2 separate regions of the Homo sapiens genome follow, and region 1 is linked to region 2. Evidence: chromatin contacts called from ENCODE Hi-C or POLR2A ChIA-PET data. All regions are on one chromosome and are shown on one strand. The core of a region is the stretch at or near the end of the contact, and the rest is flanking DNA. Distances in the headings are between cores, read along the strand shown.

Region 1 (2,500 bases), core at 1-2,500, 500 kb after region 2:
TTCTGCAGTGATAACGTGACTTTATATTCGTAATAGTAATAAAATGGAGAAGAAAGCAAACTCACCTAAACATAAAATTTTCTGAGTGCCTGATGGTGCCCACTGTTATCTCTCGATTCTCACCCTGATAAGTATTACAAACATTCACTGTCTTCTGATTTCTGCCTGCATGCCCTAGAGTTCTTTGATATGACTGAAAAAGATGGTGAAGAACTTGTTTGTGTGTTCTGCTTGTGTTTTTTTTTAATAGGGACCCTGTTGTTTACTGTCATAAAGCTTCTTGGAATTGGCAGAACAAAAAGAGTACAAACATGATAAGAGAACTTTTCCTTTTGAAGCAAGCTGTGATTTGTTTTACATTGATTTCTTTTCCTATTCTGAATCTTTTCAGATTGAGCATTCTGCACAGCTGAAGGCCCAGATTCTAGGTTACAAAGCTTCTGTAAAGAGTTTAACTACTCAGGTTGCCGATTTAAAATTGCAACTGAAGCAAACTCAGACAGGTTAGAGACGTTTTAACCCATAAATATTTTTGTATGTATAAAGCTTCTGGTGTCTGTGAAAATGTAATGATCATAATTTATTGAATATTAATTATTGTTTTAGGGGAAAAGCCATAGAAATATGTGTCATCTTAGAAGTAAAACTCCCTATCCATTTTGGTAATACCATCTGGATCATCAGCAAAAGTATTTTGCTTCATAGGTGCCTCATGGCTTGGGAGAGTCTCATGCCCCAATAGGAAAGGCGTGGTGGTAACATAGAAGTCCCCATATTCATTATAGGATTTCCTTTTTTATTTGTTACCCCAATGTTAACACCAATTCAGTAGTTTTACGGATTCCTTGATAGATATATAAATATACAGGACAAGCAGGGTGGTTTAGCAAAAAGAATATTGCCTTCAGAATCAGAACTGTTCTTCTTTTGGACCCGTTTTGAAGTTGTTTGACCTTGGGCATGTTACTTTAACTTCCTTGGGCCTCAGTCTCCTCATTTGTAATGGGGATAATAATACCTACTGAGCCATGATGAAAAAGATGAAATGGGTTTCAGTCCAGTGCCTGGGACATAAAAGACACTCAGGAAATGGTTATTGGTATCATTTTATTATTGTGTCTTCACTGTGGATGCATCTCTGCCCCTTCCTACTTCGTAAGAAGGATATTAAAGTTCAGATACTTTATTCTTCAGTTGCTTTCAAGTTCAAAGAAAGTACGTATGTGTTACCAGTTCAACTGGGTCTGAGCCTTCCTTGTTCCCACCTGCATTGTTTCCTCATCAGCTCCTTGCTCTCTTCTACCAGCACTTGTTTTATTTTTATCTCTACTCGTTTCTGCTTTTTTCTGTTCCTCATTTTCTTTCAGTTCTGTTTGTGAAACTTCTCACAGCTGAAATCATAGCAGTCTCCTATCAATAAAAAATAGTTGAATGAGGATAGAACTCTTTCGCATGCATGTGTTGCCGAGGGCAAGCTTCTTTCTTGTAGCATCACGGGGAGGCATTGCAGGAGAGAGGGGCAGGTGCACTGGCTTTGCATTAGGAAAGCCCAGTAGCTCTTAGACTTGCTAACCGTGTGACCCAGCCTCAGTAAGCTTTAGTCCCCCCATCTGTAAAATGGGAGCAGTGAGAGTTTCTTGACCACAGTGTTGTTGTGAATGCAGGTCCTCACTTCCTTATATGAAACTCGGGCCATATGCTGTGGATTTCGCAATAGCCCTGGGAGTTCTGAACAGCATCCTATAGTAAAGCACATTAATTATTTTGCAGTCAACTGTATGAATATTCATGCTGGGATAAATAAAGATTATAAATGGGTTTACATCAGTTCAGGTCAAACTTTTCAACCAAATGAGTTCAAGTCTGGTTGGGCTTTGCCACCAAATAAATTATGAATAAATTTTCAGTTCTCAGAGCCTTGTGGCTTTCAAAATTGTGCATAATGGATTCTGAAATTATATCATGTTACAAAAGACATACAAAGCTGTAGCTGGTACAATAAGCTCTCAGTAAATGTTAGTGGTTATCGTTACCATGGCTTCAGAAACTGTATAGTGCAAGTTTGTCCTTATTACTCTCTTCCATTTTTCAAAAAAATAATATTCTCAAGTATATTTTCTTCTCTGCCTTGTCCACTTACTTCTGAAATTGGCTTTTTGTACCCTGCAGCCCTAGAGAATGAAGTGTACTGCAATCCAAAGCAGTCTGTGATCGATCGTTCTGTCAATGGATTAATAAATGGCAATGTGGTGCCTTGCAATGGTGAGATAAGTGGGGATTTCTTGAACAATCCTTTTAAACAGGAAAACGTTCTAGCACGTATGGTTGCATCAAGGATCACAAATTATCCAACTGCATGGGTGGAGGGTAGTTCCCCTGATTCTGACCTTGAGTTTGTAGCCAATACTAAGGCAAGGGTCAAAGAGCTTCAGCAAGAGGCCGAACGCTTGGAAAAGGCTTTCAGAAGTTACCATCGGAGAGTCATTAAAAACTCTGCCAA
Region 2 (6,703 bases), core at 3,191-5,690:
ATATAATTGAAAATGTTAATTACTGTTTATTGTGGGCAATGTCATTGAGACAGGTCCCATTCTCCTGATCTCTGTGAAGTGTGATGCCACTGCCCTCTGAAACAGCCCTGAGGAGAAGGTTCCGGAACTCCATAGGGAAATCAAAGACTTCAGCCTTGTAACTTATTTATCCTACAAAGATGATATCCCACGTGGCCCCAGGGTATATACACATCATGGAGCTATAAAATGAAAGTTAATTCCTCCCTGTCCAGCACTGTGGTATCCACAGGCTGGTCTGCATGGCAGACACAAGCAGGTAAGAAATTAGAACATTATTCACAACATAAGAAGAACATGATCTATACAGGAAAGAAAGAAAACACATTGTTCTTACAACTTTTCTCTGTAATAAAATACAGAAAAATAAACCAATAATTATTAATAATTTTATCATTAAGTTAATAATTTTATCATCAGTGCATCTCTTCATATTAAGGCTTATTTACTGATTTTTACTAACCTATTTTAAAAAGGGTGATCCTTTTGTCTTGCAAGGGAGACACTGGCTGTATAGATGTTTCATTTTCTTAAATAACATTCTTTTTTTTTTTTTTTTTTTTTTTTTGAGACGGAGTCTCTCTATCCCCCAGGCTGGAGTTCAATGGCACAATCTCGGCTCACTGCAACCTCTACCTCCTGGGTTCAAGCAATTCTCCTGCCTCAGCCTCCTGAGTAGCTGGGACTACAGGCAGACGCCACCATGCCCGGCTAATTTTTGTATTTTTAGTACAGACAGGGTTTCACCATGTTGGCCAGGCTGGTCTCAACTCCTGACCTCAGGTGATCTGCCCACCTCGGCCTCCCAAAGTGCTGGGATCACAGGTGTGCCCCGCCCTTAAATAATATTCTAATAGTGGTAAAACAACTACTTTTAAAACAGGCACCGTCTTGAGCAAAAATCAGATCCTCCATTTGAAAAGCCTTGTCACAGTCTTTCTTGAAGACAGCAAACACATAAATCAGCAACAGATTCTTACATATTATCCTTATTATCCTGCGGAGAGAATACATGTTCAAACAGCCTTAATTATACTTACACATTGCCTTAGAAAATACTGTAGGGAAAACCTTGAGTAATTATCCAAGCGGTTTGCTGCTGGAAGTTTCACTCCTCAAAAAACTATGCTTGGCCTCTCCCTAGTTGCAGGAAAAAGCCACAATTAGGAGATGTCATGCTGAACACATTCTCTGACGATCTGGTGGTCACACTAGAAAGGGGTTCATTTTAGTTCCTCTGCAATATGCTTACCAGATTGATTTGGACCTACCCCTTCAGCAGGATACTTTTCAGCAGTGGCCATCCAAAATAAATGGAAAAACCATATTTGAGGTCAGGGACACATGCTTACCTGGGTTCACTCACACTGAAAATGTCAGGAAGTGAAATTCACATCTTTCTTCATCTAGGGGACTGGCCAAGCTTTCCTGATAATAATATGCACTTCTGGGAGGCCACTGAGGCCAGGACTTCATATGTTTGTGGTTGGAAAACTATTGCTACAATCGAAAGCTATGTGTTGGGAAGAAATTAACAAATACACATGAGCGTGGGTGTGTTTCTCAGCAGGGAAACCGACTCTGTGCTGAAATTCTTGTGTGGAAACATCTGTTTCTAACCATTCTGAGATAGGAAGAATGTGGACACCGAGCATGTGGTTCCCTTGGAAAATGCTTGCCTCACAGTCTTGACCTAAGAGATGGCATCTGGACTGGGGAGGAAACAGAAGTGATCCTGGAATCACATCCTCTTAAAAACAAAACAAAACAAAACCCACATCCTTATGCTTTTTTGAAGGGTTTCTTCACAACATAAAAATTATCCAAATTTCTCCTCAGTGTTTATTTTTTTAACCCCTTACCCAATTTCCCCATGGTTAACATCTTACGTGACTTGAGTACCTTTGTCAAAATTAAGAAACTGTCATTGGTGCACTACAATTAACTAAATCCCAGACTTTATTTGAATGTCACCAGTTTTTCCACTAATGTCATTTTTCTGTTCCAGGATCCCACCCAGGACACCACATTGCATTTAGTCGCCATTTTTCTTTGTCTCCTTCTTAGCTTTTGATGACCCTCCTCTCTTCATTTTCACAGAGACAGTAGCTTCACAACAATTTCTTAAGCAGCTTCCCTAAACATACAGGAGCCAACTTTTCAATTGTATCCATATCTAAAAAAAAAAAAAAAAAAAAACAAAAAAAAAAACCCTGCAGAAAAATTGGAAAATTCAGCCAAAAGGCTCTCCTGGCTGCCGTTTTTTATCTACATAAAACCAATCATAATCCATTTAACAAATTTATTTTCCATGATGTTATTGGCTATTCTCCGTAACTCAACATACAGCTGGGTCCATTTCATGGGTCAGAACAAGAGGTTATCAGGTAATACGAAGGACCAGAGTAGGAGAAGCAAGTTCTTAGGAACTAGCCTTCCAGACTGGGAAAGAACAGAAATTTTGACTAGATCAAGCTTAAGTGGATGAGGGGACATTCAGATAGCTGGATGACCATATCCAGAGAGTTGGGCTACTGACCATTTGGGAGACCCCAGGCATGTGGCATCAGAAAGTGGAGCAGACACTAGGAGCAAGGGAGTGGGCTGGTAGTGGTAGGAAGGTAGATGGATGGGCAGGTGGGTGTCTGAAAGGGCTAGGAGAAATGCAAAAGCCAGCAGGTGATGATAGGGAGGTTGCTAGAAAGGGCAGGAAGGACATCAGCTTGGGCCCACACTGCGTACAAATCAGAGCCAGGGTCCTGGTGGACTTGTTATCTCATACACACAGTTCTAGCCTAGATTTCTCATGTTCTGAGTGGATTTGATGTTTTGGAATAAACTGGCAAAGAGTAGTGATCTCTAAACACTTTGCTGCTTAAATCCATGTGAATTTAAAAATTTTATGCCACGTTGCACCATTACACAGTGGTTGACACCTTCTAAAATGGCCCCCACGATTCCCCGCTCCCAGTGTTCATGCCCTTGTGTAGTCCCCACTTTGAGTGTGGGCTGGACCTAGTAACTTGACATTGGCAAACAGAATGTGGCACAAGTCATGGGATATTACTTTCAAGATTAAGTTCTAAAGAATGTTATTTCAGCTGTGCTTTCTCTCTGACTCTTCTCATTTGTTCTCTCTGGTGAAGCAGGCCATCATATTGGGAACTGCTCTACAGAAAGGCTCATGCAGCAAGAAACAGAGGGTGTCTTCTGGCCAATAGCTAGCTAGGAATGGAGCCCTCAGTCCAACAGGCTTTGAGGAAGCGAATCCTGCCCACAACCACTTGCATGAACTTGGAAGTGTCTTCTCCCCCAGCTTAGCCTTGAGATGATTATAGCCCCTGCTCAACACCTTGATTCCAGCCTTGATTCCGTACAGACCTTAAGAGACCTGAGCCAGAGGACCCAGCTAAGCCACTCCCAGATTCCTGTCCCATAGAAACTGTGAGGTAATAAATATTGTTGTTTGAAGTTGTTATATTTTAGGATTATTTGTTATGCAGCAATAGGTGACTGATATACACACTAAAGTCATTCCACTCTTAGGTCAGTGGTATAATATTATGTCATCGAGTGCAGCAAAACACAGCTGTGAGGGCAAAGTGTTAAACTTGAACTCTAGTCCCTAATGGGTAGAGAGGCACCCTGAGGTAGGGGGAAAGCAACCAACCATGACACACAGAAGTGAAGGCTACTGAGAAATGAAAGAGAATCAACCTGTAGCATGGAAATGGGAAGTTCATTATTTCCAGCAAGAAAACAAAACGATGCAAACTGGGCACGATAGGGGTGGGCAGAAGTAAGCAGAAGAACAAAGAGTGGTGGTAAGAATATCAGGTGGAGTTTCCACTGCAGTAGGGAAGGGGCACTGGAAAGAAAAAGATCTAGTGTTCTAGGAGCACTGGGGATTCATGGAATAAAATGGTGATTGTGGTTTCAGATTAAACCAAACCATTTCCTATACAGCAGAGAAAGACACTCTCCTGTCTTCACTCCCCACTCCACCTCCGCCAGTTTCCTTTCCCTAAAGTGAGATTTTAGAAATACATACTTACAGGCAGTAAAACCAGGGAATTTGTAAAACTTTTAAGCTTGATTGTAGTCTAGACATAATATGTGTTATGTTTTTTTAAAATCAGGCTTGTATTAGGGTCAAATGATATGTGTAGTCCATAGATTAGGTATTCAAGGATAATACAAATGAAATATTCTAGGCAGTCATTACACTCATTAGACACTTGCCACTCAAAGTGTGCTCCATAGCTTTCTTCCTTAAATCTACACTCAACATACTTCACCAGCCAGGCTAGAGGATGCAACTCTATGATTATTTTAAGTTTACTTCATAATCTTGCGATTTCACCTGAAGCAAAGATACCAGCTTTTCTCTCAACAGCCAAATCTCCCACACTCTCATTTTCGATAGTCACAGCAGGAGTTTGAGTTTCTCTTTCTAGAAGGATCTCTGGCTGGGACTTGCTGTTCCTGTACAGCTTTTAGAACCTCATGCATGCACTTCTATTTAAAAGTTGTCTGTCTACAAATGCTTAAGAGAGCAGACAATCTGGTTTATCCTTCCCTTTTAGGTAGTTTGTGCTGGAAAGAAATTTCTATGTTTTTGTGACAAGAGGAGACAAGACCCTACAAAAAGAAGGCATGATAGAAGATAGGTTGGGAACAAGGTCAGTATTCAGCTCGTAAGCACCAGCATGTCTGACTGGATGATAAAATATTGAAGTACAGGACTTCAGTGCCGGTTAGGCAATGAACACTGCCCTGAGCCACCTGGGGGCCCCCTCTGCATGACTCAGCATGCATGGCCTAGCAGGGTTCTTCAGGACAGCTTAACTCAAGGGCCATGATATTCTATGTGTTCTCATTTTGTGTCCCACACTTGGTGAATCCTGGAGTAGTTTATGCTTAGGAGTCAAAAGACCCGGGTTTTATCTGGCTCCACTGTTTGCACACCTCATCACAAGGTCTTAGTTTCTTCACCTACAAAACATAAAGTAACTGTTAAATCAACTGTTTCTAAAGTGTCTTGTGCCATAACAATAAAAGCTACTGTAGCTTTTGAGTTTCTTGTCCAGTTATAATAATGGGCTCTCACATCTTCTATCTGCTAAGGTGCTTTCTTGTCCCTTAGGCCTATGGAGTTGCCCAGAAAATTCAGCTATAGTTTTGTAGCTAGCATAGAGGATTGGGAGGTTGAGGCTTCCTCTTCAGGGGTGGTTGTGGTTGTGGTTGTTGTAGGGATGTTTAACTCTTTGTCACACATCTCATTTTGGAAATACATTTTCAAACATGCTGCACATTTGCCCATCTTCTCAAAGAAGGTGTCAAGCATTGTTTCATCTGCTGTGTCTCAAGGCACACATCATGATCATCAAACATTGCCGTCTTTCCCTGGTGTTGGTCTCCGTTTAGGATTGCGAGACAAAATGAGTATGTCCAAAGCATACTTAGTTAAAAATTATTCACTATTTATGTGAAATTCAAACTTAACTGGGTTTCCTGCTAAATCAAGCTAGTCTAAGTCTCCGCTAGCCTCTTCCATTTCTAATGTGTTGCCTCTAATCTGTGGCAGGGTGGGGTTGAAAATGGAGCTCGAAATTATAGAGTTGCCAAGAGTATAAAGTTCTCAATTCTTTTCCATTTACACTCACTTCTCTATAGCTTCAAATATTATCTGTCTTCTTACCAAACCTATTTTCCCAACTCCTCTCCCCTGAGTTCTAGGACTCTTGGACCCAGTAACCTCCTCACCCTGATGAGCTGGCAATTGAGATCTCAAACCTGGATTCTTTTTTTTTTTTTTTGGAGTAAGTCTCACTCTGCTGCTCAGGCTGGAGTGCAGTGGTGCAATCTTGGCTCATTGGCTCACTGCAACATCTGCCTCTTGGGTTCAAGTGATTCTCCTGCCTCAGCCTCCCGAGTAGCTGGAATTACAGGTGTGTGCCACCACACCCAGCTAATTTTTGTATTTTTAGTAGAGATGGGGTTTCACCATATTGGCCAGGCTGGTCTCAAACTCCTGGCCTCAAATGATCTTCCCACCTTGGCCTCCCAAAGTGCTGGGATTACAGGTGTGAGCCACTGTGCCCCGTCCAAAGCAGGATTCTTGATTCTCCCTACCTCTCCAAGAATTCCCCCATTCCACCAGTTTCTCCTGCTATATTCTACATGTCAGTACGTAGTACTGAGCACCAACAATCTAAGAGCCATCTTGGATGCTGATCTGTTTTGTCCACATATTTTCTAGTCCATCAACTTGTTCTGGTGGCTTGTAGCTCTCTCTCCAAACATTTCTCCAATGCCTCCTTTCTTCTCCATTCCTACTGCTAAAATCCCACTCTATGCCATTATCCCCTCTTTCCTGGACTAATACCATGAATTGAGCAAGTCTCTTGGAATACCTTCTTGTCTCCTTTCTCCCTGCAAGCAGCAGCCAAGGGACCGTCTCAAAGCAGCAATCAGATCACATCACAAGCCCCCTCCCTCATCTCATTGTTTCACACATTTAAAGCCCTACAGCAGTTCCCTGTTGAAACTATCGGCTAGAAGTTGATAAGTTTGTAACAAAGGTTCTGAAATGGGAGTAATTTTGTCCCCCAGGGGACATTTGGCAATGTTTAGAGACATCTTTGGTTGTCACCACTTGGAG

What was found. Hi-C counts contacts between places; a loop is a spot of excess contacts on that map. ChIA-PET counts read pairs that join two places held with the same protein, here RNA polymerase II (POLR2A). Pooled maps may share reads with other maps.
Region 1: a loop to region 2 is called in a pooled map, with 4 times the contacts of the local background. The contact joins two enhancer-like sites. A Hi-C loop is called at or near these places in 9 of 37 single-sample maps with no recorded cell type and 4 of 50 pooled maps. POLR2A ChIA-PET finds 5 or more read pairs at or near these places in 1 of 52 experiments (activated B cell).

The regions. Positions count from the first base shown.
Region 1 is chrX:13,757,946-13,760,445 of GRCh38, forward strand. It overlaps OFD1 (OFD1 centriole and centriolar satellite protein), which reads left to right. Exons shown (of 23, transcript NM_003611.3): 15 at 392-503; 16 at 2,170-2,500. Among named protein-coding and RNA genes, the nearest start is that of OFD1, 24 kb to the left of the region's middle. RefSeq lists an enhancer at 1,409-1,498. Within about 2 kb of position 1,251, at least 4 of the 41 ENCODE cell types and tissues checked have a DNase peak (open chromatin) inside an H3K27ac peak, as active enhancers do.
Region 2 is chrX:13,249,796-13,256,498 of GRCh38, forward strand. No RefSeq gene overlaps it. Among named protein-coding and RNA genes, the nearest start is that of LINC02154, 50 kb to the right of the region's middle. RefSeq lists an enhancer at 4,518-4,637. Within about 2 kb of position 4,441, at least 3 of the 41 ENCODE cell types and tissues checked have a DNase peak (open chromatin) inside an H3K27ac peak, as active enhancers do.